6 separate regions of the Mus musculus genome follow, and regions 1, 2, 3, 4 and 5 are each linked to region 6. A link is a loop called in an ENCODE intact Hi-C map of the cell type or tissue named here. Cell type or tissue: left cerebral cortex. All regions are shown on one strand.

The links. Hi-C counts contacts between places; a loop is a spot of excess contacts. Peaks named below come from ENCODE experiments on the same cell type or tissue, not always from the same donor. Only the 100,000 strongest peaks of a DNase experiment are listed, where the experiment ranks them.
Region 1: it touches region 6 in a loop (3-fold over the local background); 6 of 42 quality-filtered maps call a loop at or near these places.
Region 2: a loop joins it to region 6, with 4 times the contacts of the local background. A loop is called at or near these places in 6 of 42 quality-filtered maps.
Region 3: it touches region 6 in a loop (2.9-fold over the local background); 12 of 42 quality-filtered maps call a loop at or near these places.
Region 4: it touches region 6 in a loop (2.2-fold over the local background); 11 of 42 quality-filtered maps call a loop at or near these places.
Region 5: it touches region 6 in a loop (2.8-fold over the local background); 2 of 42 quality-filtered maps call a loop at or near these places.

What each region holds. Positions count from the first base shown.
Region 1 is chr8:70,895,946-70,900,945 of GRCm38, forward strand. Rpl18a (ribosomal protein L18A) reads right to left here and starts at 1,498. Exons shown (of 5, transcript NM_029751.4): 1 at 1,414-1,498; 2 at 188-367; 3 at 1-100. The coding sequence starts at 1,431. In left cerebral cortex, CTCF peaks have their summits at 1,302 and 2,256 (motif pointing right); DNase peaks (open chromatin) are centred at 1,583 and 2,271; H3K4me3 peaks cover 1,967 bases; H3K27ac peaks cover 1,704 bases.
Region 2 is chr8:70,902,412-70,907,411 of GRCm38, forward strand. Map1s (microtubule-associated protein 1S) reads left to right here and starts at 3,563. Exons shown (of 7, transcript NM_173013.3): 1 at 3,563-3,716. The coding sequence starts at 3,593. In left cerebral cortex, no CTCF peak of the experiment used is centred here; DNase peaks (open chromatin) are centred at 2,255, 3,551 and 4,048; H3K4me3 peaks cover 1,967 bases; H3K27ac peaks cover 1,690 bases.
Region 3 is chr8:71,369,460-71,374,459 of GRCm38, forward strand. Use1 (unconventional SNARE in the ER 1 homolog (S. cerevisiae)) reads left to right here. Exons shown (of 8, transcript NM_025917.4): 8 at 68-273. The coding sequence ends at 250. It overlaps Ocel1 (occludin/ELL domain containing 1), which reads left to right and starts at 1,839. Exons shown (of 4, transcript NM_029865.2): 1 at 1,839-2,526; 2 at 3,009-3,174; 3 at 3,290-3,343; 4 at 3,487-4,230. The coding sequence starts at 2,216. The coding sequence ends at 3,615. Nr2f6 (nuclear receptor subfamily 2, group F, member 6) reads right to left here. Exons shown (of 4, transcript NM_010150.2): 4 at 4,660-5,000. In left cerebral cortex, a CTCF peak has its summit at 2,314 (motif pointing right); DNase peaks (open chromatin) are centred at 1,442, 1,879 and 2,184; H3K4me3 peaks cover 1,522 bases; H3K27ac peaks cover 1,556 bases.
Region 4 is chr8:71,382,570-71,387,569 of GRCm38, forward strand. Ushbp1 (USH1 protein network component harmonin binding protein 1) reads right to left here. Exons shown (of 13, transcript NM_181418.3): 10 at 4,781-5,000; 11 at 3,618-3,703; 12 at 3,347-3,469; 13 at 1,705-3,224. The coding sequence ends at 3,047. Among named protein-coding and RNA genes, the nearest start is that of Nr2f6, 3.1 kb to the left of the region's middle. In left cerebral cortex, CTCF peaks have their summits at 2,874 (motif pointing right) and 3,078; a DNase peak (open chromatin) is centred at 4,927; H3K4me3 peaks cover 77 bases; H3K27ac peaks cover 449 bases.
Region 5 is chr8:71,540,622-71,545,621 of GRCm38, forward strand. Mvb12a (multivesicular body subunit 12A) reads left to right here and starts at 2,309. Exons shown (of 9, transcript NM_028617.2): 1 at 2,309-2,436; 2 at 2,512-2,610; 3 at 2,766-2,862; 4 at 4,603-4,729; 5 at 4,926-5,000. The coding sequence starts at 2,353. In left cerebral cortex, no CTCF peak of the experiment used is centred here; DNase peaks (open chromatin) are centred at 2,167 and 2,838; H3K4me3 peaks cover 1,093 bases; H3K27ac peaks cover 394 bases.
Region 6 is chr8:71,462,318-71,467,317 of GRCm38, forward strand. It overlaps Abhd8 (abhydrolase domain containing 8), which reads right to left and starts at 1,340. Exons shown (of 5, transcript NM_022419.3): 1 at 1,149-1,340. The coding sequence starts at 1,158. Mrpl34 (mitochondrial ribosomal protein L34) reads left to right here and starts at 2,609. Exons shown (of 2, transcript NM_053162.2): 1 at 2,609-2,750; 2 at 2,933-3,436. The coding sequence starts at 2,686. The coding sequence ends at 3,146. In left cerebral cortex, CTCF peaks have their summits at 590, 1,276 and 2,455 (motif pointing left); DNase peaks (open chromatin) are centred at 683, 1,382, 2,461 and 2,972; H3K4me3 peaks cover 3,380 bases; H3K27ac peaks cover 3,008 bases.

The sequences.
Region 1 (5,000 bases), 570 kb before region 6:
GGTCCCTGTACTCCCGATACATGTTGTGTGTGCCACTGCGGGAGTCATAGCGCAGCCAGATGCCAAAGTTCTTCACACGCAGGGGTGACTTCTCAAACACCTGTGGGGAGTAGGGAGGACATGAGGAGTGCTGCCCTGGCTCTGATGGTACCCAGCGACCGGCATCCTGTGGGGCCCCAGACCTCACCTGTCCGCAGTACACAATTTCCCCGGATGACTTCTTCATCTTCTTCAGCTGTGACACAAAGTACCAGAAGCGGGACTTGGCCACCACATGGTTGGGTGCAAAGATTCGCATACGGTACAGTGGTGGTGTGTGGCATTTTGGGGTTGGCAAGCAGCGCCCCACCACCTTGTACTCCCGAAGCTGAAAGACATGTCAGGAGAGAAAGTTGTCTATGTGGGGGAGGGGTGTGGAGGCAGAGCCGGCCTGAGATTCAGTCCTCCCACAGGCAGGGGTGTCCAAAGTGGGCTCATACACTCGAGCCCAGTGTGAGGCAAGTCAGAAGGCTTGTGCTCCGCTACGAAGCTGCCTCAGGGTCTACATGTGGCAGGCTGCTCTGCTCTCCCTGAAACTCCAGGCCAAGATGGCAAAGGTGGCTCACGTCTTTAATCCCAGAGCAGGAAAAAGGCCATTTGTTCTACAGAGAAACTGTCTCTGGATTGGGACTAATTGACGATTCCAGACTAGCTTTTCACCAAGAGTCCGAAGGATTGTGTCCAACACACCGGGGCCAGTATGAGATCCGGCACCCTAGGCTACCGTCAGCCAGCCTTTAGAACTAGCTAAGGATGATTCTAGCGACGCTCTGCTTCGATTTCAAGTGCCGAGATAAGTGGCAGCAGGCTCGGTGTAGCCAGCGCTGGGGACAGGCCGCAAGCTTACCAAATGCTCTCTAAACCTAAGGCGGGCCGCGTGTCCACTCCAGTCTAAATAGACCAGGTTAGCTTTAAACCTCATAAGAGACTAAAACAAGCCAGCCGGGCGTGGTGTCACACGCCTTTAATCCCAGCACTCAGGAGGCAGAGGCAGGCGGATTTCTGAGTTCGAGGCCAGCTTGGTCTACAGAGTGAGTTCCAGGACAGCCAGGGCTACAGAGAAAACCCTGTCTCGAAGGAAAAAAAGACTAAAAGAACCACGGGGCTAGATTTGGCAACGAAAAGGAGTGTAACGCTGATATACACGAAAAGGCGGAGGGCCTTCCGGTGCACCCCGATCTAACCCGCTCCGTCCTCGGCCGCCCAGCACGCGGCGGCCGCCATGTTGGCCGCAAGGAGGCTGTGGGCGAGGAGAGCTGCCCGTAACCGCTGAGGGACCCTCGCGACGAACGCACCACCACCCCGGAGGACACAGCCAACCCGAGCGGCCCTGCCGCCAACGCCGCACCTTTTGCCCCGCCGCGGCCTCCTTACCGTGCCCGAGGCCTTCATGGCACTGCGCACTCGTTCACCGCCAGTCACAAAAGGAAGTGTTGTCTTTCGCGCAGGCTCTCACCATGGTCTCTGACGGAAGTCCCGCCCTCCTGATGCGGTGCTTCCATTGGGTACAGCTAGTAGCGGTCTAAGTTCTTGGCTTTTTTATTGGGTACCGATCAGCTACGTATAAGTCCCGCCTCTCTTCACGGAGACTACAGTTCCCAGAGAGCAGCGCGACGGGCCTTTGCAAGTTTCTCCCGGGACGCCCCATCGTCGTGCGCGAGGGATCCTGGGAGTCTACGCGTAATCGTGGTTCCTAGTTAGATTCCGGATTTTTAGTTCTCTCTGTCTCTCTCTTTTTTCATCTTTTTCTTCCCACTTTCTACATCATCCTTCTGTGTATCTACCCATCTATGACCCATCATCCATCTTTTTTATTTGCTTGCACCACCTTCGTGTCTGGTGCCTCGGAGGCCCGCAGAGGGCGTCAGTTCCTCAGTGCTGGAGTTAAAAGTTGTGAGGTGAATGCTGGGAATCGATCCCTGTATGTGCTCTTAGCTACTGCTGTTCTCTCTCCAGCCCCATCTATCTTTTTCTCTGTCATTAGTTTGGTTTGTTTGTTTGTTTTTTACTGTTTATTGAGATAATGTAGCCCAAACTAGCCTGTAACTCACTGTAATTCTCCTGCCTCTTCCTAGTTCTTGGGATGCTGGAGTGTGCCACCTGCCAGCCCACGTAACTATTTTCTTTATAGAATTGTATCAGAGCTGTGTCACTCTGTCTTAACTTTGTCATTTTCCTGGCCAGGTCCTGTACCTGAAGGCGACAATATCCGCCGTGTGTTTCCGCTAATGGCCACTAGGTGGCGAGCGCGTTTTTTGGCTCAGCCGCAACGCAATGCAATGCTGGGATGTGTGCTTCTAGGTCCCCCATTTCCATTGTGCTCAGGCGCATTCAAGTGTGATCCCTCAGTTTCCCCAGCCGCATTAACACTCCCCGTCCCATAAGATAGTTGTAAGATTTAGAAATTGGGCGTGGTGTTGCATGCCTGAGGTCTTACAAATGGGAGAGTGAGCCAGGAGGCTCAGGAAAGATGGCCTTGGCTACACAGAAAGATCTCATCTTACAGCCTTCCCACCCCAAAATAAACAGCTTAATAACATGTCGGTGTGCAATGGGCAGGCTAGGACACAGTCCACCTCTGCTGGAACACATTGCTCCAACCTGTGTTCTGGAGGCTGCTGAAGTGGGGTAGATACATTCTGTAAGATGCAGGACAGATGCTGGGGTGCAAGCTGTGCCCTGAGAGGGCACAGGGAAAGGAATGGAGAAACAGCTGTGTGAGGAAAAAGTTGGTATCCACAGGCCCAGCCTTAACCTTGGTCTGGGCTTTGATGTAAATTCAGAGTTTACAAGACCCTCAGCTGGGTGAACAGGACAGGTGCTGGCGGTTCAGTTTCACTTCCTGCTTTGCAGATGCCCCCCTTGGCCTCTCCTGAGTGGCGACAGGCTCTAGCCTTAACAGACCTCCTCTCCAAATGGCTCCTCTCCTAGGGGCTATGAAGAATCCCAGCAGGGCCACCTGTTGGTAAGACCTCAGGTTTCTGTCACAACAGCCCTGTCACCACAGGCTAGTGAGTATTCTGGACTTTGAGGTCCACTGACTGGCTTGTCCCCTGTGCCTTTGTTCTTCTGCAGTACACCTGTTAATCTGGGATCTCAGGCCACCTGCTTTTATCCCTCAGTCCCTAGGCAGAGATGTCCCTGCCTTAGTAACTTCAGTCCTGTGCCTTGCAGAACTAGGCAGGATATTGTAACCAGTCCTCAGACCCTAAAATGCCTTCAGACCCTAAACTACCTAGTACCCTGGGTTTCCCTTGTCTGCAACAGGCCTTACACTCTGAGGAGGAACAGACCCAGACATCTGATCCTCAGTACAAAGGACATTTATTTATCCCCCCAGGGACAAGCAGGGGTGGGGGGAGCTGCCTCTGGATTGGGCATAGCAGGTGCTTCTGCAGGAGTGGGTTTTAAGGAGAAAAAGGGAAGTCTGTGCTAGGGTGACTAGGTAAGTCCTGATTAGACAGATCAGCTAGTGTAGACAAATAATGACTTTTGATAGCTGGACCTTGGTGTTTTATTCAGGCATAAGGAAGTAGCCCTTGGTGGCTAGCTTGGGGAATGTAATCTAATGGCTCAGCAAGGGAGAGGGCAAGACCTGCTGGTACCACGTTTACCATGCTTGGGTCCTTCTCTGCGCCAGGACACCTGCCTTTCCCACTCTGCCAAGTCCACAGGGTCTACCCTCAGAGGGCCTCACCCCTCTTTTTGCTTTTTGAGACTAGGCCTCCCTATGTAGCCCAGGTTGGTCAAAGCTTGCTTTTGTTTATTTACTTATTATATGTAAGTACACTGTAGCTGTCTTCAGACACTCCAGAAGAGGGAGTCAGATCTCATTACAGATGGTTGTGAGCCACCATGTGGTTGCTGGAATTTGAACTCAGAACCTTAGGAAGAGCAGTCGGCGCTCTTAACCACTGAGCCATCTCACCAGCCCAAAGCTTTTGTTTTAAAAGTAAAGTTTTATCTTTTTTTTAAAAATATACGGCCATACAAACAAACAAACAATTTCTAAGAAATCTTGGCCCAACTCTTCTGTGACAACATGCTTTTTTTTACTACCCAGACAGGGTTTCATGTAGCCCAGGCTGGCCTTGACTCACTATGTAGTTGTTAATGCCCCTGATTGCTCTTGCCCCTACCTCACCAGTGCTGAGATGATAAGCATCTGCCACAACACCTGTCACAAATGACACTTTTTTTTGTTTGTTTTTCAAGACAGGGTTTCTCTGTATAGCCATGGCTGTCCTGGAACTCACTCTGTAGACCAGGCTGGCCTTGAACTCAGAAATCCGCCTGCCTCTGCCTCCCAAGTGCTGGGATTAAAGGCATGCGCCACCACGCCCAGCACAAATGACACTTTTAATTGATTACTTGATTTTATTATTTTGAGACAAGGTCTCACTCTGTAGGCCAGGCTAGCCTCAAGCTCAGAGTTCTGAGATCTGTCTACCTCGGCTTCCCCAATGCTCCCATTAAGGTGTGTGCCACCATGTGCAGCTTATTCAGGGACTTTAAATAATTTATTTTATTTTATTATGGGTGTTCCCTGCATGTATATATGTGCACCACTTTTGTGCCTGGTGCCCACCATACCCCTCTCCCTTTGCCACTTCCCTCTGTGGGCCTCACAGGGTAATGGAAAGACCTGGAGATGTTAAAAAAAAAAAAACAGGAGAGAAAACCAGTGACAGAGAGACTGAGGTGGGAGAGCTGGTTTGCCATGTTTGTATCTTGCTAGTGACCCTTGGTGGTGATGAACCCTGTTCTCAGGGATGTTCCCTGGCTGTGCTCATAGCACTCCTGGGGTCATGCGGTCATGTCATTCTTGTTTTCTTCATATTTACCATTGAGCAGTTGGATTCCTATTAATTTGGAAGTCCCATGGCTCAGTCCACTATGTCTCAGATGACTCAGACATGGAGTGCTGCTGCTGGCCCTGGGCACTGGGCTGTCCCCAGTCT
Region 2 (5,000 bases), 560 kb before region 6:
TTGGTGCCAACTGGAGGGAGCTTGGCCCAGGGCTCCCGCAGGGAACTCCAGGAGCTGCAGGAGGCTGGCGGTAAGTCTATGGTAGCTGTCAGAGCTATGGCAATGGCTCACAAAGCTCAACAGGGCTAAGCTTGGTGCCCCACATCTGCCAGCCCATGGTTGTGAGGTGGAGGTGGGAAGATTCTAAGTTCCAGGGGAGCCTCCTTTATGTCTACCTAAAAAAGACTGGCTGGGGGCATGGTTCAGAGGAAGAGTGACAGCCTAGATTCACCCAGGGAGGGGCTGGGGTTGTGCCTCAGGGGAAGTGTGACAGGCTAAGATCCCACCGGGAGGGGCTGGGGCTGGGGCCTGGCCTATCAGTGATAATTTTGGAATTTGGGTTTCTTGAAAAATGCAGAAACATAAGAAAGTGTTTTTATTTTAACCCCAGGTGTGCAGATACGGGGGCTCCTATGCACTGGCTGCAGCAGTTGGCTGTGATTTATGTCATGCTCTAGCGGAGATGTGGTTTTGCTAGCTAATAAATACTATGATAGATATAGGATAGGTGGTTGTTGTTCAAGGGGGTTGACTGCGGTTTGTTGGTTTATACTCGAAGAAACAGGGATCTCTTTCCCCTTTATCCTTCTTTCTCTCCTATGTAGTGATTGAGGGTGAAACTGGGCTATAAAGGGTGGGAAAAAGAACCCACAAAGTTGCAAAGACCAGCTATAACTCAGGGATAGGGTGCCAGCCTAGACTCCCCCAGGGAAAGTGCTGGAATGTGGCTAGGGGTGGCTGGTGATGTGGAGCCCCAGGCCTGGCTGCAGAGGCAGAGAGGGATGTCTGGCTAAACAGCTTGGGAGTGTTGCGGAATAGAAAGTCTGACTGCCTCAAGGGCTCACAGCTTCCTCCCTCCCCTCCCCCCATCCCTGTCTCCACGGGGACCAGACAGCTGCTCCATTAGCTGACTGGATCTAGGTGTGGATAGAGGTGAAGGAAGTGACCTGAGTCCCAAGTGACCACTGAGTCTTTCTCTCCAGGAGACTTGCAATCCCCACGCCTTGACTCCCAACCGTAGGGATAGGAAAAGCTCAAGGACATTTCTCTCTCTCTCTCTCTCTCTCTCTCTCTCTCTCTCTCTCTCTCTCTCTCTCTCTCTGTGTGTGTGTGTGTGTGTGTGTGTGTGTGTGTGTGTGTGTGTATTTTGCAAAACTTGAGGTCCACAAAGCCTAATGAAAACCCTTTCCCCAGCTGACTCATGGCAGAGATGTACTGTGGAGCTCCAGGCCCAGAGACCAGATAATGACATTAACACTCACTACTAATGTAAGTGGTATGCATGCAGTCTGTTGTGCCCAAAGCTGAGAGACTGAGGCAGGAGACTCATCAGTTTGAGGTCACTGTGGAATGTATAGAAGTGGAAAAAAGAGAACAGTAGAGCCTTAGGCAGCAGGAGAGCTCACAAGTCAGCCAAGGGCTCCTGGGTTCAAATCCTGAGGGACTCTGTGAACATTAGCATGAAAAGACTGAGTAAATGAATGAGTGGAAAGTGGGGGATGTGCTGTTGGCTCCATTGTGCAGAACCCTCAAGCCTCCACTGTGTCCCCTGCACAGAGCAGAACCAGAGAGTGTGACCCTGCTGGTTTTCACCAGAGCTCCAGCTCTGATGTGGTGGTAAGATTTCACCGTGCAGCCCTGGCTGGCCAAACCCTTTCTACGTAGACAAAGCTAACCACATACAGACATCTTCCTGCTTCTGCCCCCTCCCCAGTGTGCTGGAATTAGATGCATGCCAACATGCCTGTCTCTTCTTTTTTAAAGATTTCTTAGTGTCTGAGTGACTGTGCATATGAGAGCATCCATAGAGGTCAGAGGGGGTGTCAAATCCCTTGGAGCAGGAGTTCCATGAAGTTGGAACCTGTGCTATGGGTGTTGGGAATGGAATGTGAGTCCCCTGCAAGAGCAGTTAAGACCTCTTAAGATTTGAGCTATCCCTGTAGTCGCTTGTGTTGATTTTACTACCCTAGTCTTTCCTGGGACTTGCTCTATTTTCCAGGTTAGCTTTGAACTCCCTATGTAGCCCAGGGTGGCCACAGACTGTCCAAGGTCACTCAGTCTTCTGTGATGAGTTAGGGGTGTGGAGATGCACTGCCAAGCCCATTCTGCACTGGATCTTAGCCAGAGGGCAGAGAATGGACCATCCCAGTTCTGTTTCCGTTATAACAACAGAGGAAATCACAAGCCATCAACTTCTGCAGGCTGACCAGTTAAGGGGGAGGAGTCAGGATTCAGGAAGGATATTGGCGCCAAAAGAGTATCCAGGAAGCTCAGACCATGGCTTGAGGACTTGGCTGATGCTACGGACTGATGGAGGAAGTTGGCTTGGGGAAGTCCTTTACAGAACGTCTGTCAGCAGCAGGCTTGATTTGGGTTCCTGATGCATCACACCAGTCCTGAATTGCCTTTGCTTGTTTTTCATTTATTTTAAAAGTCTGTCTGTCTGTCTTGTCAACACTGTGTACACCAGTGTTGGCCTTGAACTCACAAAGATCCTCTTGCCTCTGTCTCTAGAGAGATGATGAGGTTAAAGGCATGAATCTTTGTCTTTTTAAATTGTTGTTTCTTTTTGATATATGACTTGATGTAGCCTAGGCTGGACTCATATTTGTTAGGTAGTGGAGGTTGACTGTGAATGGAAGCACCTGGCTGGGCTTAGTTGTTTACTCCAGAGACAGAAGGCTCACTCTTGAGGGGAGCCAGCTGGTCCTTCTTGGGGTGAACAGCATTTCAAATACTTAACATGGAATGGCCAAAAAAGAAGTAAGATTGGACTGGGTGGTGGTGGAGCACACCTTTGAATTCAGCACTCAGGAGGCAGAAGCAGGCAGATCTCTGTGAATTTGAGGCCAGCCTGATCTAGAGAGCAAGTTCCGAGACAGCCAGGGCTACACAGAAAGACCCTGTTTCGAAAAACAAATAAACCAAGATGCAAGTTTGGGGTGAAAATGTTCCAGGTCTGAGTGGGAGCCACATAAGCAGTCTCCATCACACATAGCCCTAGTGAATCCCAAGCTGTCTACTGTCCCAACGTGTGGGAAGCTGTGGAGGCAGGAAGATCACAGTCCCAGGGTCATCTAGAGACAACCTGACTTGGTGTCAGATAGGCTTGGTGACTTTACCCCTCCAAAATGTCCTTTCTTCCAAAATGACCCGGCCCAGCACACACACCTAGCAAGCAGCTACACATCCCCAAGCTCTCTTCTGTCCAGGTTCTAACTCAGGAAGCTCGCAGGACCTAGCCGACTCTGGTTCTGTGCAGAACCCCTGTGATGGAATGAGTTTTCGGGGGACAGAGATTCTAAGCGTTGCTTAGCGGGAGAATGAATGAGGGAATGAATGAAAAATGAATGGATGAAATTTGGGAGGGATAACGGTATCTTAGTACACAGCCAGTCTCAGTCCTCTTCGGGCTCCCAAAGCCTAGCGGGCATTGACAGAGGGGTGGAGAGGAGGGGGCGCTTCCGGCCGGGGTCTCCGGTGCTTCCGGTAAGCTCCCTGAAGGGGCGTGGCCAGCGGGGCGGGGCGCTCAGAGCGTCGGGGCGGTGCGAAGATGGCGGCAGTGATGGCGGCGCCGGAGGCTGTGGAGGCGCCCAGCTCCCTACTGTTGCTGGTGGTGGGTGGCGAGTGTGGCTGCCCCGGGCTGCTGGCCTACGTCATGGAGGAGTTGGAACGAGGTCGGGTCCGTGGGGACTTGGGGCGGTGGCAGCGGGGCGGGGCGGGGCGTCCGGGGCTGGGGGTTCCGGCGCGCGGCGGGCCGGGGTCCGGGTGGGGTGCGGGGTCCCTGGACGCAACGTTCCGGGCGTGGCCTACGATCCAGACGGGCATAGGGTTGCGCACGTGCCTAGCGGCGGCCTGGACAAAACTCTGCCACACGGGTTACTGGGTCTGGGTGGGGCGCGGCAGGCTGGGATCCGCGTGGGGCACGTTAGATGTGGCGTCACATTCCGGGGATACAGGGTTCGGGGAGCGGCCTGCGGCCGGGTGGGCGCTGCGTCCCCGACTTCGGGGTTCTGGCGGTGTGCGGCCTCACTCCCACGGCCCCTCCCTTCGCCTGGCTGGCAAGTTCCCCCGGCGCCCGGGGGCCTGCTTTCCGGGGGTGCTAATTGGTGCGTGGGTGGCGCGGCCGCCCCGGGGATGCTTGGCACGAGGGGAGCTGACTCAGGCGCACCTGCCACACTGGGGCATCGAGCGCAGCAGCATCCTCTGCAATGGGGTAGCGAATGCGATGCCTATGCCTGTTACCCCTGCAGTCGTGAGCTGAGGCCAGAGGAGCACTGCAAGTTCCAGGCCAGTCTGGGCTACAAGACAACCTATTCAAAATAAGTGCTGGGATTCAGTCGATAGATCTAAAGTTGCCTGGAGTGCTTGATCATGGGCTTCATCCCCAGCATTCTTCACTTGTCATCTCAGCACCTTTGAGATGCACATCAGATAAAGGGCTTGTCCTTAACTTCATAGAGCAGTTGTATTCAGCATGGACTACGTGAGACCATGTCTCAAAAAAAAATCAAATCCCCAGAACAATGTAGAATGCCCATCGAGGTGCATGGTCCTTGGGCCTAAGTGGGACAGCCTCAGCATACAGGCTGGGCTGAACGACAGGCAGTGTCCCTTGTCTTCTGAGAAGTGCTGATGTGCTGGGGAAGAGGACTCAAAGCAAGCAAGACTTCCATGGTGTCAGGGTACTTGAGGATGCTGAAGGCCTAGAGCAGGAGTTGCCTAGAGCAGGAGTTCTCAGCCGGTGATTCATGACCCTTCTGGAGAGGGGCTGCATATCAGATATTTACAGTTTGTAACTAGTAAAATTAGTTATCAAGGAGCAACAAAAATAACTTTATGAGGCTGGAGAGGTGGCTCAGTGATTAAGAGCAAACTTTTTCCAGAGAACCTGAATGAGGTGGAAACTTAAGGGTACTTTGGAAAGTCAGTTGGATGGGGTTTTGCTGGGGGCAAATGTG
Region 3 (5,000 bases), 93 kb before region 6:
CAGGCTACTCAGGAAAAGTCATACTTGGGTCTCAGTCTTGTTGACACAGCCCCTTCTTCTCCCACAGACCCTGTCACATTCACTCAAGATGGCAGACCAGAACCTGGAGAAGCTGAAGCTGGAGTCGGAGAGATTGGAGCAGCATGCACAGAAGTCAGTGAACTGGCTGCTGTGGGCCATGCTCATTGTCGTGTGCTTCGTGTTCATCAGCATGATCCTGTTTATCCGAATCATGCCCAGGCTGAAATAAAACAAGAAAGCCTGCACACCAACCCACATGTCTTCAGTGCTAGCAGTGTGTGTGTGTGTGTGTGTGTGTTGCAGGGGGTGCCTGGGCTGCAGGGTGGTGCCAGCCAGGACACCTCTATCCTGAAGTCAGCCTACAGCCCTTCACCTGGCCACTCTGCTCCAAAGGCGTAGGGCAGCCTACAATACACAACAAAACCAAGTCTCAAAAACAGGAAGAAAAGTTAAAACCTGCCTGGGAGAGCAGTGGCCACGCAGATCCCCTCCCTAGGGAGGCAGACTGAGTTTAGGGCCAGCCTGGTATACACAGAAAATTATAGGCCAGACAGGGCCACATAGTGGGACCTTGACTCCATCTTCCAAAAATAGCACAAGAAAGGCTTGTCAGGCGGCTCAGTTGGTAAAGACACTTGCCACAAAGCCTGACAGCCTGAGTTCCACCCCAGAGCATGAGCAAAATAAGCAGTAAGAGTTAGGGACAAAAAAGCCAATCAAAAACTATATTTAGCCAGGCACTGGTGGCGCACGCCTTTAATCCCAGCACTTGGGAGGCAGAGGCAGGTAGATTTCTGAGTTCAAGGCCAGCCTGGTCTACAGCGTGAGTTCCAGGACAGCCAGGGCTATACAGAGAAACCCTGTCTCAAACAAACAAACAAAAAACAACAACAAAAACAAAATTAAAAACTAATAAATATATTTGGGCCGGGAGTAGTGGTGCATGCCTTTAATCCCAGCACTTGAGAGGCAGAGGAAGGCAGATTTCTGAGTTTAAGGTCAGCCTGGTCTACAAAGTGAGGACAGCCAGGGCTACACAGAGAAACCCTGTCTCGAAAAACCAAAAAAAAATATATATACATATATATGTGTGTGTGTGTGTATATAAATATAGATAGATAGGCTGGAAAGATGGCTCAGTGGATAAGAGCACCGACTGTTCTTCCGGAGGTCATCAGTTAAATCCCAGCAACCACATGATGGCTCACAACCATCTGTACAGCTACAATATTCTCATATACATGAAATAAATCTTTAAAAATAAATATATTAACTGTAATGGTAACTTCAGGGAGTCTGACATGCACACACACATAGTTAGCATAATAAACGTCACTTCTTAGGGTCTAGGGAGATGACTCAGTGTAAGAGTGTGACTCAAGTATGCAGATCTAGGTTCCAACCCCTAGTACTCTTGTAAAATGGCAGAGGTGGGGAGCAGGAACCTATCAACCCAGTGCTAGGAGGGAGATACAAGCAGATCTACCTGGAGCCCGCTGGCCAGCCAGAATACCTAAACAGGGACCATCAGGTTTCGGAGAAACTGTCAAAAAAAAAAAAGTAGGGCTGTACGACACTCAACGACCTGTATTGGTCTCTGAGTATGTACAAGGTCACACACACACAAAAATAATACAATTGCTAAAGAAAAAAATAAATTGGTAAACAAAAAAAAAAAAGCAGAAAGAAAAGAAAAAAAAAAAACTACCTTATTTTCCCAATAGACTGGGGTAAATGAATAGGCCAAACAGCATAGTGAAGGGCTGATTCCAACCCAGAGAGGAACACGCGCCGCAGGCTCCGCCCACCCTGAGAGCCCCGCCCTAGCGGCCGAGCGCCCGTGCCAACGGCTCCACCCGCAGTTCCTGCACAGCTGCGTTCCCGGCGGCAGGGCCAGACGGGGCTCTGGGACAGGTGACACCGAGTGGGATCCTCGGATAACCACAGGCGGGCGGGGGCTGGAAGCTTTGTGGGCCGTAACCCCGCGAGGCAAGAGGCGAAGGGGTCGTCTCGACTCGGACCCCAGTCGCCCTCCGCTGCTTTGCGCTCTTCCGGTTTCAAGAATGGGGCGGGGCCCGCGCTGCACCGCCAGCCACTCTCGAGCATGACGCCGCGGTGACGTCGCGGCGCCTCGTCAGTGCCCCTTTCCGGGATCCGCACTCTGGGTTGCGCGGCCAGCCAACCGCGCTCGCGTATGCAAATACATGCAGGTCCCGCCTCCAGGCGCGGCCGGCGGGGTCCTCTGGCCAGGCTCTCAGGCCCGGAAGCCACTTGCAATTCGCGCCCTGCCGCCAGGGGGCGCCAGAGAGCTGCAGCCCCACGCATGCCTGCCCCGGAGCGTCCGCGCTCCAGACGGCCGCAGAGCCAGCCCGGGCCGGGAGAGCTCTGCGTGAGGCCCCGGAAGATCGTGTTTGCGGATGAGCTGCGCCCCCGGGAGCCACTGCACCCTGAGAAGCATCCCAGAGATCTGGGACCCCGCCTCAACCCAGTACCTGACTACGAGCTGTGAGTGCCCACTCGTTGTAAGACCAGGTCTGGTCGTCTAGTCCAAGATAGCCCCTACCTTAGTCTCCTGAATTCATCATACCCACGTTCCCTCAGAGCTTCTTAATGCCTGGGAAACAGAAAGGGGCATTGAGGCTGGGGTTTTGATGGGCGAATAAGAGTTTATGAAATTAGGAAACGGAATTGGTGGTAGAAGGCATTTTGATTTGGTGGTCAGCACTGGCAAAGGAAAGCCAATTGCCGGGCCTAGCAGTGGTGACACACGCCTGTAATCCCAGCACTTGGGAGGCAGAGGCAGGCGGATTTCTGAGTTCGAGGCCAGCCTAGTCTATAGAGTAAGTTCCAGGACAGCCAGGGCTACACAGAGAAACCCTGTCTCAAAAAAACCAAAAGAAAAGAAGAAGAAAAGCCAATTGCCATGATGGGTGGAAAGACAGATTTCCCTCTACTTATACACTGACTGACCCCTTCCAACCTGGTAGTAAGTACCCACCAGTGACCAACAGAAGGGACCGGAGCCGCTATGCCGCAGTGTTCCAGGACCAGTATGGCGAGTTCTCGGAGCTCCAGCGGGAGGTGGGGGCCACACAGGCTAAGCTCCAGCAACTGGAGGCCCTGCTGCTGTCGCTGCCCCCGCCACGAAGCCAGGTCAGCCCAGGAACTCCTGTGCCCCAGCTTCCTGCGGCTGTGCAGCTTCTACTGGGTGGCATGCTGTCAGGGTCATGGTGGCCCTTCTGAGCCCCTTCCCACCTTGCCCTTTCAGAAGGAGGCTCGCATGGCAGCTCATGTCAGGAGAGAGTTTGAGAAGAAGCGAGGGGTGAGTGGAGACTCCTGGGGTCACAGATTGGGCTGTGTGTGTGTGGTGCTGTCTTGAGACTGGGACCATGTAATCAAAGCTGAACAGCTTGAGGGCCTCTGGTTACAGTGCCAGGAGGACTTCCTCAACTCTTGTCCCCCTAGGATCCTGGCTTCCTGGATAAGCAGGCTCGCTGTAACTACCTGAAGGGTAAACTCAGGCACCTCAAGGCCCAGATCCGCAAATTTGATGACCAGCAGGACAGCAACAGTGAAGACTCTGTGTACTTCTGAGTGTCCTGGAGATGGTGGCGGGCTCCTCCTCCAATAGGAAACCACACCAGTTCTTCCAGGGAGTAAACATGGATTAGACACCTACTGTGTGCAGCTACCTAAAAGCATCCCTTCATTTTACAGAAGGGGAAATGAGGTTCATAGACCTGTCTGAGGTCTCATATGGGGGCAATGGCTGTGTAGATTCCAGGGGGCATAGTCAGAAGGCATGAGTTGGGGCAGCCTGGCATAAGTATTGTGATGGGGCATACTAGGGGTAAGGGCTGGGCAATGCTTGGGGCCTGCCTGCAGGGGCGCAATCCAGGACACCTTGATCCTGTCCACTCTGCATAGCTCCTCAGATGAAACTAACCTGAGCCACTGAGGATGACAAGTCCCAGGCCACTTGCAGGCCAGGAGTCTCCTAGGAAGATGTCTTCCAACAGAGAGGACCACATGTGTGGAGTTTGTAGTAAAAGTAGATCAGCTAGGGCTTGAACGCAGGCCTCGGGCTCAATAGGCATGGATCTCACTCAGTCCCACTCCACAGTTGGGCCCCTAACTCCCTGGTATTTTTTGTTTTCCAAGGCTGGGTTTCTCTGTTTAGCACTATCCTTAAACTCACTATATAGACCAGGCTGGCCTTGAACCGAGATTGGTCTGCCTCTGCCTCCCATGAGTTGGAACCAAGGGCATGTGCCACCACTGCTGGGCTACTCCCCCAGCTCCCTTCATCACCACACATCAACAGTTAAATTCACATCTCAATCTGTCCCCACCTTCTTTATGGTAACTTTAGAAACAGGAATATGTTACTTGGGGGAAGAAATTGAATTCAAACTGACCCCAATGTAAAAAGGTAAGTTGGTCTCATGAACATGAATAAACACCAGGCTTTCAGGTGTGGCTTGATCCAGCAATCACAAAGCTGTTTTGAGAGAGCCTTTTCCAGGGCCTCTTATTCCTCCACAGTAGTGAGGCGAGTCTCCCACCCTACTGGGACCTACAGAGCACAGACTAGACCCTGGGGTTACTTTCCCAATACTGCAGAAGAAAGCAGAGGCTGACCAAGTAAGGGAATACCTTTATTATTGGCCAGGTTTTCATCATCCCATGGTGCCCTCCGTGGACCATGTATCCAGGGGATCCTCCTGGCCCATAGTACTCCTGCCTAGCTGCAGTGGCCTTTCCAGATACCCATGACACCAGAGGCATCAGCATGCTGGCTCCAGACTGTTGAAGGTCTGCCAGGACAAGGCCTGGGAGATCCAAATCTTTTTGGTTTCATGATTATTTAAAAAATAAAACAAAACAAACATTTCACAGTCTTTAAAAAAAGAAATCAGTCTCAAAAGAGAAGCTGGGGCCCTGATCCCCAGGGTCCCCACAAGGCCCCAGTTTCCATG
Region 4 (5,000 bases), 80 kb before region 6:
TCTAGCCCCCCTCCCGTCCAGCCCCCCACGCCTAGAGCCTCCCAGCTGCCGCCACGCCCCTGCCCCCTCCAATTCTACTGGAGCAAGCATTTATTAAGCACCCTTTGTATGCAGGACCCCCCAGGGCACGGATTTATTAAGCTCCCTTCACATTTGAGGCCTAGATGGGATTGAGGCCTGACTCTAGGTCTGTTAACGTTTAACAGAGGGAAAAGTCCCTCTTGGGGTGACCTTTCACCCCTGAGTCAGAGTTCTGACGGCCAGGCCTGTTCTGCCTCCTATGCAGGCCTGGGTCCAGTATAGACACACCAGAGAACGCGGCCAACCTGGACAAGGTGCCCTCCCTTCTGTGCCTTGTGAAAATCATCCCACAAGATGAGCCCTCACATAAGGGGACTTAAAGGAACTGAGGTTCAGGTTTCCGCTAGCCATGTACACCCAGCCCTGTGCTGTTGGGTACCTAGAAGAATCCACCTGGATACCTTGTGAAAATACAAATACAGAAATCAGGAAGAACTAGAATCAGACTGGAGCAAGGACTTCCCAGGAATCTGATTAGAATCGACCCTGCTTTAGTGGTGACAAATCCTGGGTGACCCAGAAGATAAATCAGTTTAGGAGTCATAGTTGGTTGTTTGGGATGAGAACAGTCCTAGATTGGACTATTCTCGAGTCCTTGGTGCCAGTATCTCAGGAGAGGGTTGAAAGGGTTAAGGGCCAGAGGGCCAGAGAGAGGGCTTAGGAGGAAGAAAGGCTCTGGAAGAGGGGGCTGAGTCACAGAAGTTCAAATAAACAAGGATTTTGGGAGACTAGTCTCAGTGAGGGGCCCAAAGGGAAGAGATAGTTTCAGAGGGGTATAGCCCTGTCCCAGTGGCGCTGCCACTCTTGGCCCCCTAACCTTTGGGACCCAACCGCCTCACCCCGCCCCCATAACCCCTGCCCGTGGCCCCGAGGTGACATTTGACCTTGTGGTTGTGGAGGACCTAGGGACAAAGACACTGGGCCCATCTGCTGCTGGGACGCCCGTGGGAACTGCCAGATACTGTCGGGGCTGCCTGGGAATCAGCCCTGCACGGCTCCCACCCCCAGCAGGTGACCTTGGCTGACCAAAAAAACCGATCTGCTGGCTAAAGGTTAAAATGGCTTGGGCCGGCTAGAAGGGCAAAGGTGCTTGCCTGAATTCGATTCTGGGCACTGCATGATAGGGACCCTGGAGACTTGTAGGGCGTGAAAGAAGGAAGCAATCCTCTTCCACCCCCCAGGCCCCACACACCAGCAAGGTAATCTGCCTCTCTGTCCTAATCCCTCAAAGCCCCCAGAGTATGGGACAAACATAGGTCTTCAGCCCCAGGATCTGGCTCTTGCTGCCTGAGGCACTGAGGCAGCCCTCCACACACCCACTCCCCAGGAAGGACAGCTGTTCAGAACACCTGCACAGGTGTGGCCTGCAGGCTAGTCCTGCTCTACGGTTTCAGCCAGGAGGGGACAACTGAACCGCAGCCCAACCCCTACTCAAGCAAGGGGTGTGGCCATACACTACTTGGTCAGCTGCTGCTAGTACACACAGTCACACAGACACACACACACACACACACACACACACACACACACGCACACTGTGCTCTCTCACATGCTCTCTCTCTCCCCTCAGGAACCCTCTTGAGTGTTGCTCCAGTTGTCCCCACTCAGAGCTCTCTACCATAGCAGTACATTAAGTTTTATTCTTACCATTTTCAATCATGTGTATCTGTGTGTGGGCGTCCTAGGCGGCCAGAAGCATCAGATCCCCTAGAGCTGGAATTACAGGTGGCTGTGAGCTACTATGGGTGCTGGGAACTGGACTCTGGTCCTCCTCTAGAGCAGTAAGTGCTCTTAACTGCTGAGGTATCTCCTCTGACTCTCAATTTAACAACAGTAACAACGGGTGATATTGTGGATGTCAGAGGACAACTTTGTGGCGTCCATCCTCATTCCACCTTTATGTGGGAGCTGGGAATTGAATGCAGACCTCAAATTGTCACTCCGCAATAAGCACCCTTGCCCAGTCAGCCATCTCTCTGGTTACACTTTTCTCATTCATTCATTTTGTTTTTATATTTAGGTGTGTTTTGTCTGCATTTGTGTCCATGTAATGTGTCTACCTGATGTCCACAGAAGCCAGAAAAGGGTACTGGACCCCTGGAACTGGAGTTACAGACAGTTGTGAGCTGCCACGTTGGGTGCTGGAAATGGATCCCAGGCCCTCTGCAAGAGAGCCAGTGCTCCTAACCACTGAGCCTTGTCTCCAGCCCCTCATTAACTTCTTTCTCTGATACTGTCTCAAGAAGTCCAGGCTGGCCTTAAACACACTGTGTAGTCAGGGATAGCCTTAGGCTCTGAGTGCTGGCATCACAGGCAGCCACAGACTTCCAGGTGTATATGTCACTGGGTTTGGAACTCAGGGCCCTGTGCGTGCTAGGCCTATACTCCACCCACCAAGGCCTTTGTTTCCCCCCACCCCACTCCATGTATTCTGCAGAAGACTCCCACATGTTCTATAAGGGCTGGGACCAATGCAGGCCTCCTTAGTGCAGGCTGTTGGGAGCACACAGAGACAGCTCTGAGGGCTTCAAACAATCTCAGCAGGTGCCCTACTGCTGAGCAACCACCAGCCCTCTACTTCCTGTAAATGCTGGTTCTAAAGCAGCCTGGGGTTCCTCTCCCTGGGAACAAGCCTCCCTGCCACACCCTTAAGCTAAGCCCGTCCCACCTCAGTCCCCTCTTGAAGAGACGCTCCAGGTGCCAGGGACAAAGGACAGGTTTGTAAGTTACTTTGTCTAATTACATGTGTGAGGGAACATTAGTACAGAGCCTGCAGAGGCCAGAAGGGGGTGCCAGATCTCCTTGACCCGGAGTCACAGGCGCCATGGCTGCTGAGGCTGGCAATTAAACTCAAGTGCCCGCAATTGGAGACCCTGCTCTTAGTTGTTGGACCACCTCTCCGCCCACCACAGGACACTGTGACACTCCAGCCACCTCTGTGTCACAAGCAAACGTGGTCCGGGCCCTACAGGAAAGTCTGGGCTGGCTGGGGTGCCCCAGGCTTCCCCAGGGCCCTAGCGGTGGCTGTCAGCACTGCCAGCTCTTCTGCCTGCTGAGCCTGCAACCGAGCCACCTGCTGCTCCAACTTCAGGCGTTGCTCTTCCTGCTTCCGGTGGGCTCCTCTGAAGGCCAAGGCCAGAGCACTGAAAGCAGGAGAGGTGGGAGATGCCTGGCTGAGCTAGGACAGAACCTAGCTGGACAAAAGCCAATAGCAGTGGGCTTGCCCGCTGCTTCTCTTAGAAGGGAGCGCCATGCTGAGTCCCACCTGTGAGCCTTGCACAGTTCTCTGGACAGCTCGGCACTCTGAACACGTCTGGTTCGGCCCTTCTGAGTCACCTGTTCCAGCTGCTGCCGCAGGGACTGCAGCTGTGCCCGCAGGTCTATTGCCCTGCAAGGGTGTGAGAGAGGCCATCTCAGGACCCTGTCCCAAGCCTCCCACATCTGCACACCGGCCCACACTTTGGTGTCTGCTGTATACAATGCTCCCAACCACACTCTCTTATGCATACATACACACAAAGGGCCCTAACACTCACCGGGCCAAGGACGCTGACAGTTCCTGGGACACATTCTCAGAGTCCCACACTTTGCCCATCTGACCATCCAGGAGGGCAAGAGGGCCCTAAAGGAGGGGGACAGGAGTGAACGTGCAGTACTCACCTCCAGATGGATATGGAAGGTGCCCAGATCCCAGCTAGAACTTAGTTTAGGTTTTTTTTGTTTTGTTTTGTTTTGTTTTGTTTTGTTTTGTTTTGTTTTGTTTTGTTTTTGACATGGGATCTCTTTGTATGGTCCTGGCTGTCCTGGAACTCGCTCTGTAGACCAGGCTGGGCTCAAATTCAGAGATCTGCCTGCCTCTGCCTCCTGAGTGGTGGCATAAAGGCCTGTGCCACCATTGCCTGGCCATTTATTTAATGTTGTGTGTGCATGGACGCATGGGTTGCCGTTGCACGTGGAGGTTAGAAGACAACTTGTAGGTATTGGTCCTGTTTTCACTCTTTGAGTAAAGAATGAGACACATGCCAGTGTCACCATAAGAAATGGGGTCTTCGCCTTTCTGGGCTGTTTTCTTTTTCCTTTGGGTGTTACTAGATCATCACTTTAAGCCCCTCAGTGACTTTAGCTCACTAATTAAAGTGTCCTTCACCTTGGGCTGACCTCCATGTCCCCCATAACCCTCCTCCCTTTAGCTTGCCTGGCCTGGGGTTCTCCTTTCAAATTCTAATAAACTGAGCTTCTGTTGGCTACATTTTATTAATGCAGCTAAGAACCCTCAAAGGAAGCCTAACTCTCCAGCTCTGTTGAGGAGCCCCAAAATTTCCAGTAATCCTTCTCTCCTGACTTCTAAATACTGGCTTTTAAATATTTTTTGTTACTTTTAAAGATTTATTTATTTTTATTCTCTGTGTATGGGTGTTTGCAAGCGTGTGAGCATGTGTGTGTAGTGCCCACAGAAGTCAGAACAGGGCATCAGATCTTCTAGAGCCGGAGTGATGGTGGTGAACATCGAGTGAGACTGGGAATCGAACCTGCATCCTCAGCAGAAGCAGCCAGGGCTATTACCCGCTAAGCCATGGCTTGAGCACTACCCTGCACCCCTGGAATTGAACTGGGCAGGCTCGGCCTGAAGTACCTTGCCAACCCGTTCTTTGGGCAGGATAGCAGAAACTCACAGACACCATGATGGCAGGAGCCATACCTGGTAGTGCTGCTGTCTGTCCTCCCCAGCCTCCTCCTCGCTGCTTGGGTCCTCGCTACTGCCTCCACTGCTGCCATCACCCGCAAAGTGAGCCCGCTCCCAGCGAAGCTGCTGCAGGAGTAGCTGGTGGGCAGGGCCCTGGGCCCGCAGTGCAGCCTCCCGCAGCTCCAACCCACGCTTCTCTCGTTGTGTTAGCTGCAGCCTCAGCACCAGATCAGCC
Region 5 (5,000 bases), 78 kb after region 6:
TTTTTGGGTTTTCCAGGCAGGGTTTCCTGACTGTCCTGGAACTCACTTTGTAAACCAGGCTAACCTTGAACTCATACATCCTCCTGCTCTGTCTCCTAAATGCTGGGATTAAAAGGTATTTAATCTCTGGTCCACCCTGAGGAGGTGTTGTGCACACAGTTTCCATGATGAGCATGATGAGTAAACAGTTTGGAACCAAGGACTGTCTCTTTCATCAAGAACCACAGTGGAGAGAATGGAGAAGCCTTTGTTTACAGAGCTGTGTCTTCTAAGTCTCCCACAGAAGGACTCCTTGTGCTTCCAGACAACTGCTGCTAAGCTAAGGACTTTTGCCAATGAGCTGAGCTCTTCATCACAGGAACATGGACCCGGACACTCTATTCTCTGCTCCTCTGTGACTTCCAATAGTGTCTGGGTGTCCAGCAGTGTGAGAACCTCTGGCCCTGCCTTCCCTCCCCAAAAGCCCGAGGGCCCCCTTCATTGCTGATTCCATGCTGATTCCAGAGGAGACTGGATTCCCAGGAGTCAGGGGACCCAACTTTGGCCTCCTACATCCTACACTGTGATTTCCCACCCCCAGAGCAGTGTATTGTTGCTTCCCTCCAGCCCAGCATCGGATAGCAGCTCAGGGCAAACGCAGTCTAGCATCTCTGTATTCCACCTGCCCAAGAAAAATTTTCACATCCCAACTGTGGGGTTGGGCAAAACTCAGAACCCCAGGATTAGGGTGTATGATGTGAGATTCACAAAGAATCAAAACAAAATTTAAAAATAGTAACAAATACATAAATGAGAATATACCCCAGGGTGTGGGTCGGACCCTGCAGGGGAGTGCTAAAGTAGTACTCGTGGGTGGAAGCTCCACATTCCACCTGCAGGCCCATAGGAAAGAGGGTCCCTCACTCTAAAAGAACCATAAAGCTTACAGAGGCAGGTAGATCTCTGTGAGTTGCAGGCTAGCCTAGTCTACATAGTGAGTTCTAGGCTATCCAGGGCTACCTGAGAGACCCTGCCTCAAAAACCAACCGACCAAAACAAACAAAAATAACCAGAACAACAACGAAACCCCTAGCTTGCTAGTGAACTGGCCTCCAGGGCGATATTATTTGTTATTTAAGTCAACAGCTGCATAGCCACAATGATCTCTTTGGTCAAAATCCTAGAACAGAAAGTGTTTCAAACTTCTTCTTTCTACTCTATTTTTTTCTTTTTTTGGTTCATTTCCTTTTTGCTAGTATTTAAAGTATTTTTTTTGTTTTGTTGGGGTTTGTTTGTTGTCTGTTTGTTTAAAGCAGGGTATCCTGTAGCCCAGGTAGACCTCGAATTCCTGCAATAGAAATGATTAAGGCATCACTTTCTTGTTCTGACTGACTTGTGTCTGCCTAGACACTCTCAGTCTCCCACGCACTAATAGCCACACCTGTCTTGGCAACAGTCTGGGGACTATCCTTGTCCCTGACCATGTCTAGATGTATTAACGACAATGTTTGTGTTAGCTAAAACCTAAACCTAAAATAACTACAGGAAGTGTAAATCATAAATAATTGTCTTGTGTCTGGAAAATACTGCAATCTCTGCAAAAAAGACGGATGTTACAAGGTTACTCAAGACCCTGATAATGATACAATTGTGGTTCTTAAGTGTTTTGCTTTTAAAAATGCTGTACCCCTAAGCTCTGGCTACTCTACATGTGGCTATTATTAAAGGACTCGTGTAGGTTTTTTTGTTTGTTTGTTTGTTTGTTTGGTGTTTTTGGTGTTTTCGAGACAGGGTTTCTCTGTGTAGCCTTGGCTGTCCTGGAACTCACTCTGTAGACCAGGCTGGCCTTGAACTCAGAAATCTGCCTGCCTCTGCCTCCCAAGTGTTGGGATTAAAGGCGTGCGCCACCATGCCCGGCTACTCGTTTAGTTTTAATTGGCTTAATTAGACTGGTTATCAGTCTAACTATCTCGTATGGTTTTTTCACCATCTTGTATGCGCCTCTTTAAGTCCCTGAAATGACAGGCTATATCTACCAGGCCTCCTCTCCAGACCAGTTAAGTTTCCTTGCAGAAGGCAGGAGTCACAGGGTGATGCCGCACAGCATTCTGGGGAATGTAGTCCCGTCCGGAAAGTGAACGCCCCCTCCGCACACTGGGTAGTGATTTAGGGGCGGGAGTTCTAATCTTTTTTCCGCAAACGTATCTTAAGCGTCCAGAGGGCGGGTCTCCACGGTTACTTTGGACTGGTCAGCAGTGCTTGCGCATGCGTACTAGCTGCTTTGCGGAGCACTTTCAAAGGTGTTCTGGGAGTTGTAGTCCGAGGTTCCGGTCCCTCCGAGGGCTGTAGCTGCCTTCTGAGCTCCCAGGAAGGATGGATCCCGGGACGGACTCGGCGCCGCTTGCTGGCTTGGTTTGGTCGTCGGCCTCGGCGCCGCCGCCGCCGGGTTTCAGCGCGGTAAGTGGGAGCGCGCAAGGGTTGCGGGGACGGGCCAGGAAGGGGACGAAGTCCGATGACCTGTGCGTCCCGCAGATCACCTGCACCGTGGAGGGCGGGACGGCCAGCTTCGGCCGAGGCTTCGCGCAGAAAGCCGGCTACTTCCTGTGCCTGAGCACGCTGGGCATCCCGGAGGTGAGCACGGGTGGCCTGAGCCTGAGTTTGCCCCGCCCCTCGCCCTGCCATCCTCGACCCTTCTCCAACTCTCTCCCACCCTTACTGCTCATACCGTTGACCTTTCCCCTCCCCTCTGACTGCCCCCTTCCACCTGCCCCCTCTCGTGCTCCCAGAACCCTCAGGACAATGTGGTAGTGGACATGCAGATCGTGATGGACAAGGGCCCACTGCCGTCAGGCTTCTCTGCAGTCAACGACCCTCAGGATATCAGTAAGATCCGTGGGCACGGGAGAGCGGCAGGCACAGGGAACGGCTGCTAGTGTATGTTTGGAATAGGACTTAGCTGAGCAGGAAGGCACAACCTGTAAATGCAGAGCTCCGGAAGCTGAGGCAGGAGGATGGTGGCGAGTTCAAGGCCAGCCTAGGCTACAGAGTGAGGCCTTTATCTCAACCCACTACTCCAGAATTAAATAGTTGACACATACCTGTCTTAGCATTCAGGCTGAGGCAGCTTTGTATCCAGCCTGGGCTACAGAATGAGACCTTGCCTCAGCTCTTCCTAAGAATTTGAGCATAGTGGGGCATACCTGTCACTACATGAAACCCCGCCCCTAAACAAACAACAACCACCCCAGATGTCTTTGGCATACCCACCCTCTTCCTCACTGCCACTGGTCCCTGCTGCTTGTCCTCTGCTTCTGTGGCGGAGTGAGTCCTCCTGGCCATTCTCTTTTCCTTTCCAGGCTCTTGCACTGCGAGTCCACCTGGAACTGGCTTCCCCTGTTCTCTGCATAGCTCAGCCTCCCCTCTCCCTTCTCCCCTGCCTGACCCAGCTGCCCGCCTCCCCGATGGTGCTTGGTTCTCTCGGTGTCTTTAGTGACCGCTGGCAGGCTGCCGTGCAGAGGGTCAGGTCAGTGTGCAGACAGAGGAGGCGTCCACAAATTCTCCTATCCTCCTTTTGCAGCTGTCTCTTGACTTAGTGTTTAATTGGTTTGGGGGGACAGGGTCTCAATGTGTAGCCTCAGCTGGCCAGAGCTTCAGTCCCATGGATTCGTGGGACTGAGCCGTTGTGACCAGCCCCTTGTAATCTGCAAAGTGTGGAGACTGCTGTTCTTCATCCCAGTACTTGAGAGGCTGAGGCAAGAGGATTGCTTCCAATTCAGAGCCATTTTCGGCTATGTGATGAATTCCATCCCAGCACTTGGGAGGCAGAGGCAGGCAGATTTCTGAGGTCTCGGCCAGCCTGGTCTACAGAGTGAGTTCCAGGACAGCCAAAAAAAAAAAAAAAAAAAAAAAAAAAAAAAAAAAGCCAGGGCTGGAGCATTAGCAGAGTTAGCAGAGTTCTTACCCAGTGTGCATAAAGCCTGGCTCCATCCCCAGCACCACACCAACAGAGTCAAGAGGTTGAGGCAATATTGGGCATTCAGGGTCCTCCTCGGCTACATCTTGAGGCCAGCCTGGGCTACATGAGATTGTCTGATAAACACAAATATATGCACATGATAGAAAATAGCACCGGGCAGTGGTGGCACATGCCAGCACTTGGGAGGCAGAGGTAGGTGGATTTCAGAGTTCGAGGCCAGCCTGGTCTGCAAAGTGAGTTCCAGGACAGCCAGGGCTACACAGAGAAACCCTGTCTCAAAAAAAAAAAACCAAAAAAACCAAAAAACAAAAAACCCTCTTGACCTCATGGACCACACACAACAGCTGTAGGTTGGACTTTTTAAAAGAGGAGTTCTGTGACCCCTTGGGTTATAGGACCAGGGAAAGTGAGGTTGGGGTGCTAAAATAGGTACTACATGGTTGATTCCACAGTCCCCCCCGCCCCCTGTCAAATGTCAATCTGTTTTACTGATTCCAAAAAAGTTAGTGAATCTCCTATTTATAATTTAGCCAGCTCCCCGGTGTGGTCCCTGTCAGTTTTGTCCCTACAAAGTACAGGCAAGCGTCTTCCGGGGCTCCCATTCCGGTGGTACACTCCCCTCTCTCACCCCCTGCCCCCACTCCCAGAGGCCTCTGTGTCCAAGAAGAAACGCATGTGTGTGAAGCTGATGCCCCTGGGGACAGCTGACGTGGTTGTGAGTGACGTGAAGCTGAGTGGGAAGACTAAGACCGTGCCTGGATACCTGCGTGTGGGGTAGGTGGAGCATCCTATCCCACCTTCTGTCTCTGCCATGTTGCATCCTGATTTTACCGGCATCTCTGCATGTGGGGATGGCATCTCGAGGGCCCTGTGGTCAGTATGCTGATTAGCATGAGGGTGAGCTGCTGAAAGAGAAACACTCCCAAACGGTGGCCACCGGAGTTACCCTGCTCTCCTCCCCTTACTCCAGGGACATTGGTGGCTTTGCCATCTGGTGCAAGAAATCCAAAGCCCCAAGGCCGGTGCCCAAGCCCCGCACGCTCAG
Region 6 (5,000 bases):
AGCCCAGGCTGGCTTGGAAATCCTCATGCTGCCCAGACTGACCTTGCTCTGCCTTCCACCTCCGGAGTTGTAGCAGGTTGAGCATACAGGTGTTCCTAAGACCAAAGGGAACCTCGAACTCCCACAGTCCTCCTGCCTCTACCTTCCCAAGTGTTGGGGTGACAGATGTGCATCAACATGATGCCATTGGTTTGTTTTTGAAACAAGGTCTCATTCTGTCGTCCTGGGCTGTACACTGGTCTCAAACTCCTTGCAATCCTCCTGCCTCCACCTCTGCCAGTACTAGAATGACTAGTGTGAACCCCGATCACTGCCAACCTTTTACACGGGGTTTCATTCTGTAGTCCATGCTGGCCTCAACCTTGTGCCCAAGCTCCTGGGTGGTGAGATGACAGCCCATAAAGCCTGGCTCTTATTCTAAAATGTCAAAGTTCTTAGCTCAGGCCTCTAGTGTTAATCTGACTAGTGACGAATGAGGCGGGGGAAGGATGTTGGCCACTAGAACTCGGGTTGTATCCGGCTCCAGGTTCAGAAGAGAGCTAGAGCTGACTTGCACAGTATCGAGAACTGATGGAGGTTGCTGCCCTCAGCATCCTGTGTTCAAAGGGTACACAACCCTAGTGGCAGCCAGGAAGATAAAGGCAGAACCTGACTGGGGGCTCTGGGCCTCCATCCGGTTCCCTTGGCCACCCCCCCCGGTGTCCATGACAACCACAGGCGGTTACATAACTCCAGGGGATACCGGAGCAGCACACCCCCATTGTCTGAGGCATAGGGATGGGGCCAGCTTCGTTTTTCCATCACGGCCTGGGCGCCGCTGGAGTGATGGTCATTAAATACCCCGCTCGTGATAGCCCCGGATGCACTTGAGGGGAAAGCAGGCCTTGCTCCTCATTTCTAAGGCTGTGGAACCCCGACTGTGGCGGCTTCTCTAAAGCGCAGCGCCAGTCCTGTTTCCCAGCCCGACCCGCTTTTCCCTGGAGTTCGTCACCCCCGCGGTGGGGTCAAGGCTACCGGGGTTCCGCAGCATCCTAGCAGTACGAATGCGGAGCTTGGCGGTTATCCACCCCCGGCAGCGACACCCCCCACCCCTCAGTGGAGGCCTGGCAGCCTGGTGACTCCTCTCTCGGGGAACAGAGCCAGCTCACCTGAGGTCATCGAGGGGCCCGGGGCCCGAGGCAGGACGCAGGGGTCCCGGGCGGAGAAGCCAGCGTCCACCTGCAGGTGCCGCTTACATGGTGGTGCGGGGTTGGCCGCATTAGCGCGGACAGGCGCGGGCCCGGACGGTCAACGCAGGGGCATCCCGCAGCCGCGTAGCAAACCGGCCCTGTAAGTCCCACCCAGCGTGGGCGGGGCCTGGAGCAGATGGGCAGGCATCTCGGCCTATGGCAGCGGCGAGCCGTCTGGCCTAGATAACCGTCCAACCAGAGGCTTCTCTTCCCAGGATCAGCGCGCGGTCTGCAAGCAGCAGCCCCACCCCTGTGAAGAGTTTGGGGGGAATGAGGGAGGGATGGGCTAGAGCCTGGACCGAGAAGGGCTTGCAGTCGAGGGACAGCGAGTAGCTTGGGGGTGTGGTGGATGTGCTCTGTCTGGGACAGGGTCTCCTCAGCCAGCTTCTGCCTCCCGCAAGGCGGTATGCCCTCTGTCTCTTGACCTTCTCGTTCTGCACACTTCCAAATCTCTACACTTTCAGGTCGGGAAACAGACAAAACATCAAGGCAGGCATTTGAACCAGAGGCTGTGTCAGAAGTGTCAGAGCTGCTGCAGAACTAGCGAATGGGAATTGCATCCTAGTGATGGGGTCTCTGCTACACCAAGACTGAGCCCCAGGCTAACCTTCCCACCCTGGCGCGCTGTTCGCTCATGGGCTCAAGGTGCAGCCCAAACACTTGTCGCCATCCCTTCTACACACCTTCTACATACAATAAGTACTCAACACATCGCCTCAATTATTTGTAGGCACAACTAGCCATTTTACCATTTAGTTCATGGTAAGGACCATGAACTTCAGAAATGCTGGTGTGTACGGCTTCCTGTGGCTGCTGGCACGGCTGTCTGGACATCTTCTTTAAACAGTGGAGAGCTATGGAAGGTGTGTGAACAGGAGTCCAGATCTGAGCTGCGGGAAGAAAATTCCCCCAGGCCAGCCTGAAGGATTAAACTAACCAGAGCAAATTCACAACGCACGAGTTTTCGAGATTATGAAGAGCTGGAACTCAAGGACATCCGGGCCGCGCGCCAAGAGAAGTCTTGGCTGCGGGCGCCAAGAAGCTGCCAGCCCGCTGCGTGCCAGCTGCCCGTCTTCAATGAGGGCGGGTGAAAAGGCCAGCAGCCAGTTCTCCAGACTGCTGCCAGAGTCGTCACCACCACTCTGGGGCGCCCTCTACCAGTGGCCGAGGCGAAGAACTACAACTCCCAGAAGGCCAGGGGGACAGAATGTCATACGCACACGCAGGAGTTTACATTCGTTCGCCCTCTCCTGGTCATTTTGGAGAACTACATGCCACTGAGGACAGACATCCCCCAACCCCCACCCCACTATCGTCACCTGCAGGTGTGGAACTACAGCTCCCGGAAGGCCCCGCGGCAACAAGAACTACATTTCCCAGAAGGCATTGTCAAGGAGCCCAGAGTGTAGGAACTGGCATTGACCCGGACGACCGGACCATTGACCCGCCGCTGGATATGGCTTTCCTAGCCCGGTGCTTTGGGTGCCAGGCCTGCAGATCGGTGGCCCTATTGAGTGGCAGGTGAGTGTTCAGAGATACCCTGCTCCAGAATGGAAACAAGGGTGGTCTCTATAGACTACCATGCGTACTTATGTAGCGCCTTTTGTAAACAAGCTCTTTTGTTGCCCTGCCCATTACAAAGGCGGCTCAGAAAGTCATACAGCGTACATTCTCTGAGATTCACGGTTCCTCTGGTCCCACAGGTATCTCCAGTCCAGAGTCTGGATGGGGCTCCCGGACTCCTGGCCTCTCCTCTCCCTGCAGCAGGCTCGCGGCCGCGCGCGCGGAAACGAGTATCAGCCGAGCAACATCAAGCGCAAGCACAAGCACGGCTGGGTCCGTCGGCTGAGCACGCCTGCCGGCGTGCAGGTCATCCTCCGTCGCATGCTGAAGGGCCGCAAGTCCCTGAGCCACTGAGGAGCGCAACGTCGCAGGGAATAGACTCAGACGCCGGTAGAGTTGCCCGAGGGCGAGAAGTTGGGGCAAGCTGAAAGTGGGGGTCTGTCCCTTCGTAGGTTTTTAGACGCATCCCCCGTCGACGGCTGCTTACCAACCACCAGCACCTGCGATACCTCATCCATTTCTGTGAATATATTTGAAGGCATCTTTGCAAGACGGGGTCATTAAAACACAGACACCACCCCTACGTTTCCAGCCATTCCAAAGTATTACCGACTTAATAAATATTCACGTTTCTTGAACCACTACGTATGTATTAACTTACAGTTCTGGAAGACTGGTCGGGGTTAGGGATCTTGGGGCTTCTGCTTGACCCCAGGACTCCAACAGGGCTTTTAGTTCATAGGTTCTGTGTCCCCATACAGGAAAGTATTCTCTCTCAGTTCCTGTGGCCTCTATGTTTCTATTTCAGATCTGACCCCCATGTGCTCCAACACCCCAGCTCTAAATCCACGTGACCCATCAGACAACGGGTCCCTTCATGACAAGGCAGGGGCTGCTGACATAACTCAGCAGGTAAAGGCGTTTGCTAAATAATGCTTCAGGACCTAAGTTCAATCCCAGGAATGCACACCATAAAAGGAGAGGACAGTCAGTTACTAACTACAGACGAGACATCGGGCCAAATCGGAAGCCAGCACCACTCTTAAATCACCCAGTGTGGCATTGTTTTAGATTGATGTATTTATATGTTGTATATGCCATTTACTTGTGGCTTAGTTTGGTTTCTACCAAAAACAGCTGGTAGAGGAAACAATTTATTCTGTCTCAGTTAACAGTCCATCTCTGAAGATGGTCAGGCAGGACCTGAAGGCAGGAGCTGATGCAGAGGCCTTGGAAGGGTGCCACTTGTGCTCAGCCTGCTCCTCATGGCTTACTCAGCCTGCTTTCTTATAGAATTTAGCACCACCATCCCAGGCATGGCACTACCCACAATGGGCTGAGCCCTCCCCAATAATCTCTGATTAATAAAATGCATAGCCATGTGCCGGGTGTGGTGGCGCACGCCTTTGATCCCAGCAGTCCGGAGGCAGAGGCAAGTGGATTTCTGAGTTCGAGGCCAGCCTGGTCTACAGAGTGAATTCCAGGACAGCCAGGGCTACACTGAGAAACCCTGTCTCGAAAAACAAACAAACAAACAAAAACAAAACAAAAAAAATGTATAGCCATGATGGCCTTGAATTCCTGACCCTCCTCCCAGACATGGCACTCTTGTGGGGAGGATAGGTAGGCAGTGTCAGATTTTGCCCTAAGTCTGGCTCTAACACCTGCTATAGTTCTCCAGAGGCCCAAGGTTTTAGTCCTACCTCAGGGGTCCAAATTCCAGGTCCCTCAGGCTTCCCCCCTATGTTGTAGTTACCCCCTATCCAATCCCTCCTGCAGACCCAGTCCTTTCTTCCAGCTGGGGCACACACCTTTAATCCCAGCATTCAGAATTTGAGACCAGCCTGGACTACACAGAGAAACCTTGTCTCAAAGAAAAGAAAATGTCCCACAGGCTTGCCTACAACCCAATCTTATGGAAGGATTTTCTTAATTGATGCTCCCTCCTCCAAGGACTCTAGCTTGTATCAAGTTGACATAAAAAATTATCCAAGAGAGTCTCAGTGAGTGAACTGTTTATGGTGCAAGCTTGAAGACCTGAGTTTATATCCCCATACTCACAAAAGGCCAGACATATCAGTGGCCCAAGCACTTGGGAATCAGTGGTAGGCAGATCCTGGGGGCTTGCTAGCCAACCAGTCTAGCCAAAATGGTCCAATTCCAGGTTCAGTGAGAGACCCTGTCATAAAATATAAATGAAGGGGCTGA